Regions from separate parts of the Mus musculus genome. Here region 1 is linked to region 2. The links are chromatin contacts, found by Hi-C or POLR2A ChIA-PET in ENCODE. All regions are on one chromosome and are shown on one strand. The core of a region is the stretch at or near the end of the contact, and the rest is flanking DNA. Distances in the headings are between cores, read along the strand shown. Region 1 holds the start of Arfrp1 (ADP-ribosylation factor related protein 1). Region 2 holds the start of Rtel1 (regulator of telomere elongation helicase 1).

What was found. A loop is a pair of places that touch in the nucleus more often than their neighbours do. ChIA-PET counts read pairs that join two places held with the same protein, here RNA polymerase II (POLR2A).
Region 1: a loop to region 2 is called in a map of left cerebral cortex, with 2.1 times the contacts of the local background. The contact joins the promoter of Arfrp1 here to the promoter of Rtel1 in region 2. A Hi-C loop is called at or near these places in 2 of 37 maps with a recorded cell type or tissue (left cerebral cortex and regulatory T cell). POLR2A ChIA-PET finds 5 or more read pairs at or near these places in 4 of 5 experiments (Patski and embryonic stem cell).

Annotation. Positions count from the first base shown.
Region 1 is chr2:181,361,021-181,367,806 of GRCm38, forward strand. It overlaps Arfrp1 (ADP-ribosylation factor related protein 1), which reads right to left and starts at 4,384. Exons shown (of 8, transcript NM_029702.4): 1 at 4,199-4,384; 2 at 3,585-3,691; 3 at 3,291-3,378; 4 at 2,994-3,076; 5 at 371-452; 6 at 1-51. The coding sequence starts at 3,677. Zgpat (zinc finger, CCCH-type with G patch domain) reads left to right here and starts at 4,403. Exons shown (of 6, transcript NM_001048148.1): 1 at 4,403-5,232. The coding sequence starts at 4,652.
Region 2 is chr2:181,318,263-181,325,075 of GRCm38, forward strand. Rtel1 (regulator of telomere elongation helicase 1) reads left to right here and starts at 1,462. Exons shown (of 34, transcript NM_001001882.3): 1 at 1,462-1,594; 2 at 2,544-2,795; 3 at 4,050-4,248; 4 at 4,539-4,632; 5 at 5,101-5,182; 6 at 5,422-5,482. The coding sequence starts at 2,694.

The DNA of each region.
Region 1 (6,786 bases), core at 3,134-5,633, 46 kb after region 2:
CCAACACCAGGATGGGAACACCGTCCAGTGCTTCACTCGAAACCACCTTCTCTGAGGAAAGCAGGAGAGGTGGTGCCTTGCACCCAGTGTCCTGTTCATGACTGCAGGCTCTGCCCAGGCTCAAGGTGTATACAAACAGATCCCTTCCACCCTTCCCCTTATATACTAGACAGCCCAAGCAACATGACTGAGGCTTTCTTGGCACTGGCATCCAGGTGTTAGCCCAGCCTCCCTCAACGAAAGTTCCAGACATGTGGGAGGATCCAGACTATACTGATACCACCCATTAGTACATCCCTCCCCACACAATTCCCTAGACATAGGTCTTCCCAATCATCTCTTCTTCCCAGAGTGGCCATGCTACACTCACCAAATGCCTCTTTTGATTCTGACAGCCTTTCTTCATCAGTGGAATCAATTACATAGATGACACCATGGCACTCTGCATAGTACTAGAAGGAAGAGGATAAAGCTGGGGCGAGAGGTACTCATAGCTGGATAGTGAGACCGTGTGTCACAACTAGCAGAAGAGGCCCTGAAGAGGAAGAGACAGGCATCGAATGGTGGGAATCTTTGCCATCCTAGGGCCAAAAATGGGCACAACCCAGTGGGAAGAGTTGCTAAAAAGTTTTCTGAGACTGATTAGTAGTAAAGATACCAAAGCACCTTTGAGGACAACTTGCTGACTCTAGCAGGGTGATCAACTACCTTCTGCCAGGAGGCTCCTCCTGAGAACCCACCTGTTGCCCTGGCTAAGATGATGTTAAGAAAAGAGTAGGAGACAGGCCTAGAGGTTGAGAAGCCAAAAGAGGCTCAGGGCTGAGGTCGGCACTGTCTATGACACTACCCTGCCTGAACACAACTGAAAGTGCTCAACTCAGGCTTCTGCAGGGTGGATGTAGCCAGTCCTGGGCTTTCAACAACAAGGGACAGTATTGTTAACACAGGACAGATAGGACAAAGTAAGCACAGGAGATGGAGATCCACACAACAATGGAGACACTGTGCCTATAAGTATGGGACAAATAGCCTACACTTGCCACTTTATCTCAGGACCATTCTGGTTCCCTGATCCGGTCTCAGTGAGAAGTCAACACTGACTGGTAAAATAACATGCTACAGACAGGGTAGGATGAGGTACTACCACTGAGTGGACAAGGAGTACTTCATTCCAGTCAGTGAAACCCCTTCCCCACCTACACTTCCCATGGAGTCCTGGAGGCCAGTTCCAGGTTCCTTTTGCAGGGCTTTGCAGCCAGACCCATACAGGTTTGCAATGGGCCTGGCACAGAAGCTGCCAGCTCTGGGGCAGGGCAGTAGGTTAGCCTATTGCTGGAGGCATGAGAACTGGCAGGTCCTACTGTATTTATGAGGGATTTATGATAATAGAGGATGATATGAGGTCTCATCCCAGTGAAGTCAGTGAGTCAGCAGGCAGTACTAGCAGCTTCAAAGGTTGTAAGAAATGTCTTATGTGACTTAGGAACCAAGTAGCTAGATCCACTTATCACATCTGCCAGGCTTGGTATACAAGATATACTGCTACAAGATATACTGCTTGGTCAGAAAAGTACATACCAAAATCCTAAGGCAGATATAAGCAGCACACATGGGGACTTAGTTTCTATCTCAAGGTTCACCAGAGCACCCACTGTGGAGAGCAACTTGCCCATCAGTGGTACCATTCTAGACAGAGAACAGTGGCCAGAGTGAGAGAACTTATCAGTATAGGTTCCATTCATCAAGGCCAATGAAGCCACTGCTAAGTGTTTCACTTGATAGGACATCACTGTAACTAAAGCACCTGGATTAAAGCACTGGACTGCGCCAAGTGACCGTACCAACTACAAAACAAAGGACTGCTGAAGGAAAGTCAAGGCTTGTTCTGTTCAGTGCTGGACTTAGTGCCTAATAGGCTGGGTGGAAGAGACGCCAGTGGAGGAATGTATACAGAGGGAAGTTTCAGGTGTCTAAAACCAATGCCTAAAGAAGAAGGCGCTGGGCTGGTGAGATGGCTCAGTGGGTAAGAGCACCCGACTGCTCTCCCGAAGGTCCGGAGTTCAAATCCCAGCAACCACATGGTGGCTCACAACCATCTGTAACAAGATCTGACTCCCTCTTCTGGAGTGTCTGAAGACAGCTACAGTGTACTTACATATAATAAATAAATAAAAAAAAAAAAAAAAAAAAAAAAAGAAGAAGGCGCTGTCTGCCTCTGAGAACACCCTCCTTGGAAGGGTAAAAGGCCATCTAAAAGAACAAGCTAGAATGAAGCAGACAGACTCAGAGAACACAGGTTTTGGGCCCTCCCTGTCTATGAACTGCCATTTTTATCCACCTGTTAGAGGATAGGCTATAGTCCTCACTGAGTTCCTCAGTAAGCGCTCTGCATAGACTACCCTAATGAACAATGCTTCTTTCTTTGGGATTGAAGAAAAGATTGGGTACTCCCTGGGGGAATTCCCTTGATGTCACTTTCGTGGTGACTCTAGCCCTGGTTTTTACCAGAGTGAGACAGAAAGCAACTTGGGAACCTGGGATAGGATCCAAGAAAAAACCTTTAGACAGAGCCATGTGTATGATAAGCAGGTAAAAGTGGTTGCTACACAAGCCTGATAATCCGAGTTTGATCCTTGGAACCCACATTAAGGTGAGAAAAACAGTCTACAAATTAGCCCCGTCGCCCACACGCATGCTGTGACACGCACCCCTCCCCCAATAAAAATAACTTAAAACCCGGCAGTGGTGGCACACGCCTTTAATCCCAGCACTTGGGAGGCAGAGGCAGGCAGATTTCTGAGTTCAAGGCCAGCCTGGTCTACAGAGTGAGTTCCAGGACAGCCAGGGCTACACAGAGAAACCCTGTCTCGAAAAACCAGAAAAACTTAAAAAAAAAAATTAGAAAATCTTTGGGGTAAATGTGGAACTCTCACAGAAAAGACTATGAGGGGCCATCTAGAGAAAAACAGGATCAAACAGGTAATGTGTCTTACCTTGTCCCACAAAGACTGCAGCTCTTCCTGCCCACCTAAGTCCCAAAACATGAGACGAGCCTTTCCCACGTCCACAGTGCCAACTGGAAAGAGTACAGAAAGAGCTAGCTCCTGACCTTTACACACAAGGTTCCAGCTCTCCCCAGGATGGGACAAACCATTCTGGTACCAATCCTAGGGAACTTGAACACAGAATAGAAAGACAGGGTTTTGACCACTGGTCAGCTGGGTTGTGGACCTTACAGCATCCATCTCTAAGGGACCTCCTAAGATCATATCCCTAAGGTGCCCCCTTACTGTTTAGACCCACGGTAGTGGTGATTTTGGATAGACTCATCCCCTTGTAGTTCTTGTTAAAGCGTGTTTTTGACTGTTCCAGGAAAGTCTGAGGAAAAAAAGAGAGGGGGTTAGATAGCAGCAGCTAGAGTAGTTTTCTGGTGTCCTTCCCACCTATCCCTTCACACCCATGCAGCCATGCACGCCTCTGCCTGTGGCTTGATCTTCAGGAGGCTGGTGACTACTAACCTGTAGCCTTGGGGCGGGGGTTAGATCAGGCAGGGAATGGGAACTGGTGAGAGAGCAGGGACCTACCGTCTTCCCAGCATTGTCCAGGCCCAGGATCAGGATGCAGTATTCATCCTTCTGGAACATGTACTTGTACAATCCCGAAAGCAGCGTGTACATCCTGTTCTGGCACCCTGAGAGATGTCAATGTGTGTACCGGGGGCATCGGCCTCCTGCCCTGCCCGCTTCATCAGCGGTCCGCCTCTCCTGCTAGTTTTCAAATGTGTAGCCTCGCGGATCCTGACTCTTCGCCCCCATCCCGCCTCTTCTGTTAAAATCCCTGACCCTGATTCCCCCGATGCCATCGCTGACCACGTGCTAGACCTGGGCCACTCCCACTTAATGTCATCTTTCATAATGCACCATCAATTCGGAGTCCTGAAAAGCCCGTGGCGGCCTGCTCTGCTCCGCCTTCCTAAGGCTCCTCTTTCCGAACCCTCAACTCAGAACCAGGAAACGCGGCCGGCGACTTAAGTCTAGGAAGCGACCAGAGAGGCAGAGCTCCTGAGGAGGGTCGGCTTCGGCTTCCCGCCGCCGCCGGGCCCACGGAGCCTGGGAACCAGCAGCTGAAGCCACTTCCGTCCCCCTGTTCCAGGACTTTAGAACCCCGGCCCCTCAGTCCAGCTGAGGCCCACCCGTACCTGCTCAGATCTTGGAGGAGGAGCCGCCGCCGCCGCCGCCGCCGCCGCCGCGTTCCTAACCCCACCGACCTCACGCTGACCCCTCACAGTGCCTGACGGAACAAGGAGCGAAGGACGGAGCACGGGCGGAATCGCATCCCAGCGGCCCCCGCGCGCAGGTACTTCCGGCAGCTTCGGCTCTCCGGCGGAAGTGCCCGGCGGAGGGCAGAAGGCTAGCGCGTGAGCTTGGCTGGCGAGGGCGGAAGCCCTTCTAGCCTGCGAGCGCCGGCCGGAGGTGGGGTTGCGGGCCGCAGAGGACGGGGCGGGTGACGTGCAGGTCCCCCTCGGCGGAACCGCGGCCCTCCTCAGGCTCCCTAGCGGTTTTGGGGGCGGCGTTGCCCTGAGTTGTTCTTACTGCTCTTCCTCCTGTTTTTGTCTGCGGTAAAGGTTCCGAATCCTGCCTGCTGGGTCGGGATGGACGAGGACAACCTAGAGACTGCCCTGCAGACCTACCGGGCCCAGCTGCAGCAGGTAGAGCTGGCGCTCGGTGCTGGCCTAGACGCTTCTGAGCAGGCGGACCTGCGTCAGCTGCAGGGCGATCTAAAGGAGCTGATTGAGCTCACCGAGGCCAGCCTGTTGTCGGTCAGAAAGAGCAAGCTGCTGTCTACAGTGGACCAGGAGAGCCCAGCTCAAGAGGATGCTGAGTACCTGGCTTTCCAGAAGGCCATTGCGGAGGAAGTGGAAGCGCCCGGCGCCCCCTGCAATGACTCGGAGACGGCCCCTGGGAGCGAGGTGCAGCCGGGATCCACCTCCTCTGCACTGGAGGAGGAGGAGGAGGACCCAGATCTGGAGGAACTGAGCGGTGCTAAAGTGAATGCCCCCTACTACAGCGCTTGGGGCACGCTGGAGTATCACAACGCTATGGTAGTGGGCGCCGAAGAGGCGGAGGATGGTTCTGCGTGCGTCCGAGTCCTCTACCTATACCCTACCCACAAGTCCCTGAAGCCCTGTCCGTTCTTCCTGGAGGGAAAGTGCCGGTTCAAGGAGAACTGCAGGTAAAACCCTCTGCTGCTAGCAATGAAGGGCACGCAGTCGGGACCACCGCTGTGGCCTGTCGCCACAACTAGTTTGGCACCCAGCAGAGTTGGTAATAGAGTCCAAACCTTAGGTGACTGACAGGCTTTTACAGAAGTGTTCTCCGTGTGTTTACTTAGATTTTTCTTGCATACATCAAGAAGTTTGAAAGAGCTTATGTTGAAAAGATAGGGCAATCCTTCATCAATATTCTTCTCCAAGGTGTAAAACTTTTTTTTTCCCCTTTGAGATAGCAGTGTAGTAACTCTCGATGTCCTTGAATTCTTGATCCGTCAGCAACTCTACTACATCCTGAACGCCTTCAGTTTCCAAATGCTAGGATTACAGGTGGAGGCCACCACTTCTACTGGGCTACATCTCCAGCTCGGAACCTTTTTTCTTTTTTTCTCTTTTTAAAAATTTATTGACTATGCTGAGGATGGAATTAGGGCCTCCAGCACACCAGGCAACCAACTACTGTACACCTTAGCCCCATCCCAGCTCCTGTAGTTTGCATAGTCTTACAGAAAATTTCAAACACATAATCTCTTGCTGACTTGCCCTACCTTCCCCCCCACCCCCCGTGCTACTTGAAAGCACCTTTCACAAGTTACATCTTTTTCTCTCACCCTCAAATACTTCAGAATGTAGCTGAAATAATAATTACTAAAACTGATTTATGTCTTTTTTTTTTTTTAACTCAGTCATCCAGAATAACCCTCTAGTACTTTGAATTTATTTATTTTAGGCCACTAAAATAAAAAGATTTGTTCTATTATAATGGTAGTAGTGAACTAAAATTAGTTTCACTTGGCAGGATTTTAGGCAGGGCTAGAGCCTTGGAAGTCTGAGGGCAGAATCCAGAACCCATTTCTTTGTCCATTTTTCTTTAAGGTTGTTATTATTATTTTATTTTGATTTTTAAAAAAATATATTTTAAAGATTTATTTATTTTGCTGGGCATTGGTGGCGCACACCTTTGATCCCAGCACTTGGGAGGCAGAGGCAAGCAGATTTCTGAGTTCGAGGACAGCCTGGTCTACAGAGTGAGTTCCAGGACAGCCAGGGCTACACAGAAAAACCCTGTCTGGAAAAACCAAAAAAAAAAAAAAAATTATTTATGTATGTGAGCACACTGTTGCTCTCTTCAGACACATGAGAGGAGGGCATCAGCTCTCATTGCAGATGGTTGTGAGCCACCATGTGGTTGCTGGGAATTGAACTCAATACCTCTGGAAGAGCAGTCAGTGCTCTTAACCACTGAGCCATCCCTCCAGCCCCTTATTTTGACTTATTTATTTTTTACTTTTTTAATGTTTTTCTCTAAAGATCCATCGGTTGCTTTTGTCTCATTTTGTTTTGGTAAGGTGGTTTGATACATGGTCTCTATGTAATCCTGGCTGTCCTGGACTACATACAGCTATGAAAGGCCTTGGCTGGCCTTGAACTCACTACCGAAAGGCTGGGATTAAAAGTTTGCACCATGGCCTGACTATTTTAGGCTTTTTTGAGACAGAGTTTCTCTAGTAGTCCTG
Region 2 (6,813 bases), core at 212-2,711:
TTTTTTTTTTCAATATGGCAACACTGGGCAGAGGAACAGTGAAGTCCAATTATCTCCCAAATGATCCTTACAGCTCTGATCCTTAGGTTTATTTGGATGATGTGTACATTACTATGCAGCCTTGGGTCCTAACCATCATCTCTAGCTTCAGTCTCTTTGCCACAGTGGTCTGACAAGTTGTCATAACTGCATAAAATCTTCTTCCCTAAGAAGAGTCCCTTCTCTGTCTGGTACCCCTCACTCTTTTCCTTCCTTTCCTGGGGAATTCCAATTTCTGGGGGGTCCATTGTTTAAATGGCCTGATAGTCAAAAGGAAGATCATATGCATCTCTTAGAATATATTCATTCCTTCCAGGATAGTTTCATTATAAGCTGGGCATGCTGCCTCAAAGCAACTACCTATGTGCTGTGAACTAGACTTGTCTTGATGTGAACCCAAGCAGCAGATGAATCAGCTCATGTCTCAGCTTCACTAGTAGCCCAGAAAGTTTTGCCTGGAATTGGTGCCATCCCAGTGTGTGTGGCCTCCTTCATCTTCAAATTCCCAATAAGAGATGAGGGTCTGAAGGAAATCTATAGGTTTGTCAGGGTGTTCTGTAAGTATGATCTCACATGCACAAGTATGGGCATTTCTGTGGGAAACTACCTGGGTATTAAAGAGAAGCTCTGAAACAAGTATCTATTAGTAGTGGAGAGCCAGCCACTGAAATGTCAATTTCTTTCTAATACCTATTGGGATTGCCTGAAATAAACAAACACCTCTGATGTCAGCACCGCCCTGAAGGACTTTGCAGCTCTCTCTTCCCTGGAGCTCCTTGTTGACTGTCAGCTAGTGCTAGGTGCTAGAGATTTAGAGGAACTCACCTGACAGCTAGCAGACACTGATTGGAAAATAAGCTGGACCCTGGGTGAGAGAGGAGGCAGTGAGAACTCTTAATGTGGGGTGGGGGTCTAGGTAAGATGCAGCCATTTGGATTTTATATACTCCAGCTGTGAAAAGATGCCTTTTGTGACTTGAGGTCAGTAACCACAAGAAAGCTTTAGATTTGTTTAGTTGTGCGGACAATGTAAGTGGCCTGGCCAAATGAACTAGTAGATTCCAGAAGATGGAGCTTATAATGCAAAAGTGGGGATGAGTGTCCGGGCGTGCACGCCTTTCATCCCAGCACTTGGAAGAGGCAGGTCAACCTGGTCTACAGAGTGAGCTCTAGGGCAATCAAGGCTACAGAGAGAAAACCTGTTTCGAAACAAACAAGCAAAAAGAGTGGGAGACAAGCGAGACTCTAGACGATATTAAGTGCTTTGGATAGAATACAGAGATGAGGCCAGGTCCACTGCACGAAGCCCCACCCCCCAGCCCCCAGCCCCCTGGCGTCCAGAGGCGAGGGAACCTGCTGACTCAGAAGTCGCGGAACCCGGTTTCCGCCCGGGTGCAAAGTAGCGGACCGGAAGGGAGGAAACGGAAGTGTAGCATTTAGGCGTGGCTACACGGATCTGCCCGCGAAGTTCCAATCAGCGGACTGCGGAGCACGCGGGATCCGTGTCTTTACAGTTGTTTGATACCGGACTTTGAAAGGCAGCCCTACCGAGACAAGTGAGCTGGGAGTCGCTTGACAGTTTTATCTGAGTGGATAGAGGTCATAGATCACGCACTCGCTAGTTCTGAAGTGCCGCGGTGCATTCTGGGTCCCGGGCTCTTGCTGCCAGTGTCTAGCTAGAGGCGCCTCCCTGGGCTAGTTCCAAGACGGCGGATAGATTTTCGCCTGTCAGTAGACTTGGAGGTCTGGAGAAGTTTAGTGACTTGCGGAGGGCTGAACAGATCATGATTCTGTTTTGCTACCTTTGTTTGGTTGGTTTTGGTTTTGCGTGTCAGGATGTCACTGTGTATTCCTGGCTGTCCTGGAACTCGCTCTGCAGACCATGCTGGTCTCGAACTCAGAGATCCATCTGTTTTTTCCTCCTGAGTGCTGGGAACTAAGGCTGGAGCACCACGCCCTGCCTGTTTTACTACTTTATTTGCATTCGGGTGCACACCTGGACCGAATGATGCATGACCCCAATCTTAAGAGCATCAAAGGTTGGAGACATTCCACGCTTTTGTGTTCAGGTCCAGGCCACAAGGGGATGCTCCTAGGTTCTTAGTCACAGACTTTTTGAAGAGTTGCAGGTAGAGTGCTGAAAATGTGCTTGTTTTGATAACTACATTGGGTTTTTGCTTTGCTTTGCTTTTCAGTCTAGGATGGAATTGGGTGAGCCAGGGGATCATCTTTAGATCTCTAAGCTCCTTTTTATTTTTTGAGACAGGGTCTACATAGCCCTGGCTGTCCTGGAACTCCCTGGACATGCTGGCTTCGAACTTAAGAGATACCCCTGCCTCTGCCTCCTGAGAGCTGAGATTAAAGGCGTGTGCCACCATGATAGGCTCTAAGCACCTTTTGATAGGGAAATAACAGATTTTCTGACCCTACAAGGACAGCTTCCTAAAATGATTGGTGTAATGGTCTGTGGCTACAAAGGCTGATTTCTTCTTATCTGTGTTGTAGGGAATTCTTACAGAGGGAAACCTGATGCCACATGCTGCCAACACTTACCTGGAGTGGCTGAAACACTGAGATGATCAGAGGGGTTTGTCTCACAGACCCAGACAGCCTGCATCTTGGCCTACCACCGTGTCTTCCTCAGTATAGGCTGATATGCCCAGGGTAGTCCTGAATGGTGTGACAGTGGATTTTCCTTTCCAGCCCTACCCATGCCAACAGGAATATATGACCAAGGTGCTAGAATGTCTCCAGAAGGTAAAGCTACAAAGCTCAAGACAGTAATTTAGAGAGGGGGCAATGAGGGCATACCTTCAGCAAACCCCTACTGTAGCCCTACCCTCATCCATTCCAGACTGGGTTTGTCTGCATTCTTTGGTTGGAGACTATAACAAGTGAACAAAAGAGATAGTTATAGAGAGGGATAACTTTGAGAATGTATTGCTGTCCTTTCTGAGTAGGTGGTGTTTGTGCTGGGTCTATTTGATAAGGAATGGGCTTAGGAGGCACATTTCTATGCAGAGGAGCAGGAATACCCAGCTTTCACCGTTTGGGGAAAATGTTTTGGAAAGTTTTTTTTTTCTTTTTAGATTTATTTATTGATTGTATGTAAGTACACTGTAGCTGTCTTCAGACACTCCAGAAGAGGGCATCAGATCTTGTTATGGACAGTTGTGGGCCACCATGTGGTTGCTGGGATTTGAATTCACGACCTTCATAAGAGCAGTCGGTGCTCTTAACCGCTGAGCCATCTCTCCAGCCCTTGGAAAGTTTTAAAATGAGACTTTGATTTATTTATTTTATTTTTGAGACAGGATCTAACTTTTAGCCTAGGTGTTCTGGATAAGCCAGGCTAGCTTCAACTCACAGAGATCTGTCTGTCTCTGCCTTCAGCATGCTAGGGCTAAAGGCATGTATTACTGTGGCTGACTTTTGTGTTTGAACCCTGGAAAAAGTCTTTAAATCTTAGGGGTGTGGAGTTTTTAGCTTTCTACTGAGTTTCTTGAGGTTGCCTTTTTGTATTTGAATCACTTTTTCCTCAAATGTCTTCTTCAGGCTTCTATCTGATATCTGGGACAGAAGACATCAAATTCTGTTCAAATATGGTGAATGCCTATATCCAGAATTGTAGAGCAGTTTCCTATTTTGAGACTTAGCACCTGATTAGTCATCTGACTATATTAGGCTGAAATTTTCTGTCATATTTGGAGAAATGCTCTGAAATTATTTTGCTAATGAGGGCGGTTTTTGTTTTTCTGAGATGGTTTCTTTACTTAGCCCTGGCTGTTCTACAACTTACTATGTAGACCAGCCTGGCCTCAAACTCACAGATATCTGTTTGCCTCTGTGTACCACTATAGTTTGCTAATGAGGACATCTTAACTTACAGCTTTTAGTGGAAAATGTCATGAACTAATTTGTGTCCTCTGGGTGTGAGCTGTGCATCTCAGAGTCATCTGACTTCTCTCCACACCCCCTGCTTTTCCCTTTATTGTGCCTGACACCAATTAGAAAGTGAATGGCATCCTGGAGAGCCCCACAGGCACTGGGAAGACGCTGTGCCTCCTCTGTTCCACCTTGGCCTGGCAACAACATCTCCGAGATGCAGTTTCTTCCCTAAAGATTGCTGAGAGAGTTCAAGGGGAACTCTTTGCCAGTCGGACCTTGTCATCCTGGGGGAGTGCTGCTGCCGCCAGCGGAGACTCAATAGGTGACTCCTCTCTCCCCACCCTCACCCCATCTCTCCTGGCCTCTTGTGCGGATGGGAGCGAAGGGAAAGAGCCTGTGACAGGGCCAGTTCATCCAGGCTTCCTCTGTTCTTGGAGCAGAATTTAAGTAGAATTTTGTATCATCTATATTCCTCACCATTTTGGGTATATACCTGGGGTCAGAGTCAGGTTTGTAGATGTCTACAGGACTGAATTAGCTCAGTGCTGCTGCATGTACAAATACACCTGAGAATATGCCTCACAGTTGCTGCCTTTCCTTATGCTTGTGCAGAGTGCTACACAGATATCCCAAAGATCATCTATGCTTCTAGAACGCACTCCCAGCTAACTCAGGTCATCCGTGAGCTTCGGAATACCGCCTACCGGTATGTCGGCATATTCATTACTTGAAGAGTATCTGGATAGTGACCTTGGTTTGGAGCTAGACCAGCACCAGCTGAGTGTATATGTCTATATGTGGGGGGTGAAGACTGGTTGGCTTTGACTACTGTGAGAAAGCAGCTTTGATCTTTGAACTTATGGCTGACCTTGAACCCTGGGCTTCTTGCAGAACTGTCATGCCTGTGGTTAAGGTCAGCTCTGGCTTCTCAAGACAGCTTTGCTCATGTCTTAATATCTCGGTAGGGCTCCCATATAGCAGAATTTGGACAGTAGGTTGCTCTGTCCAGGTTTTTTTGTCTTACCTACCACATTCTAGACTTTTTATTTCCTTTGTTCCCTACGTTTTTTGTGCTTCCATTTGTTTCCAGATAGCTCCTGCTGCTAGGGCACACTGTAACCTGCTTGTTCTGAGGCAGCTCCTCCTTTACGTCTTCCATTCTTTCTTTTGTCAGGCCCAAGGTATGTGTGCTGGGCTCCCGGGAGCAGCTGTGTATTCATCCTGAAGTGAAGAAGCAGGAGAGTAATCACATGCAGGTGGGCTTTTGGGCACCTAACCTCTTTTTGGTTCTACTGGTTGGATGGTACCTGGATCTTCGAATGCTGAATTGTTCCCGGAGGATGCTAATCCTGGACACAGTGCTCCCTGGTGGGCTGGGCCAGAGTTTAGAGAACACAAGGAAGATTAACATAGGGAAGTTGTTGGTGAGGCCTTAGGGCTGGGGTGGCCCATTTCTCGACTCCTGGTAAGCACTCTCTGAATTGCTGTCTTACAGATCAGTTTGTGCCGCAAGAAGGTAGCAAGTCGCTCCTGTCATTTCTACAACAATGTGGAAGGTAAGACCAGCTTCTTCAAGCTATTCCTACTGGCTGTTGCACAGTTTGGGTGAGGCTTGTGCAGTCTTCTAGAGTTTAGTAGCACCATAACCTGTCTGCTCTACCCTGTGTGGCAGAGTGTGGCTGTATATTTGGGTGGTGTCTTTTGATGGTAGGCGTTTCCTCCTTGGTATTACATGGAGAAGAGCGCACACAGTCCAAGAACTCCACGCTCTGACGCACTCAGGAGTGGCTCTCACATTGAGCAGGTGACCTGGTCAAACAGGGTTCATGTTGAGTTCCTGCTTTCCTGTTGGCAGCCTGGTCTATTCCTGACAGAGGTGGGCTTTGACAAGTTTCCCTAAGAACTCGAATGCAGGTGTCATTACTTGGAGCTGGGAGTTGAACACACCTGTCTTCCTCTGAGTTTGTTGCATCCTCTGTTTCATTTGCCCAGTTATGACTAGAAAAGCTCCTTGTGCTGTGTCCTTCACTGCTTTCTGTAACCTCAGGGGTCATCCATTCGCACAACTGGCTGGATGTCTGCGCCTTCAGCCTCTTTTAGATTAGAGTTCCTTTTGTTTCTACCCTAGTCTTCAGACTGAGATTCCTCCATAAGGTAAGAGGGTTCAGGCGATGTGGCCCTGAGCACGTGTAAGGCTCTGATGCTCCGAGGGCTGACATCTTTGCTTATTGCCCAGGGCCCTAGAAGTGAGGCTTTTGCATCTGCTGCTGGTCAGGCCAGCAGCCTAAGCTCAGGGAGAGGATCTTTCCTCACCCGGCACCTTTGTTCTCAGCTGCTGGGGGGATATGATAATGACATGGCTCTGTGGTGAGCACATCAGCTGTGTTTCTTTTTGCTTGCTTTATTTTTTGGTCTGGTGTCCCTGAAGACTCTTAGTTGTCTCAGTGTGTGATTGTCCACGCCTTAGATGTAGATATGTACCTGCACCAGCCCTCAGGTCTCTCTCATATGGATACTGTGAGCCTGGGCCTGGTAACCAGTTTGGAAACACCATGATTAGAGTTGTCATTCCCTGTCCTTGTTAGCTTCCTAGTGTGGGTCTGCATTTCTGCCAGTAAGCTGCACTCAGGGAGGCAAAACACAGGGGCACTAGGTTGTGTTGCTTCCTCGATGCTTGGGTGCCAGCTGTTGACAAGCCGCTCAGGGGAAGCTAAATACAGTCTAAGATAGGAATCCCGCCCGTGTTTCTCTGGGTAGGAAATGGCAGAGGCTGGACAGAATCTGTGGTTCTCAAACTCCTGGGCACACAGACACCTCTGGAAATCATGAGTTTGTAGGGTTGTAGCATGCAGTGTGGAGCTGCAATGCCCCCGGTGGAGGGGGGTCA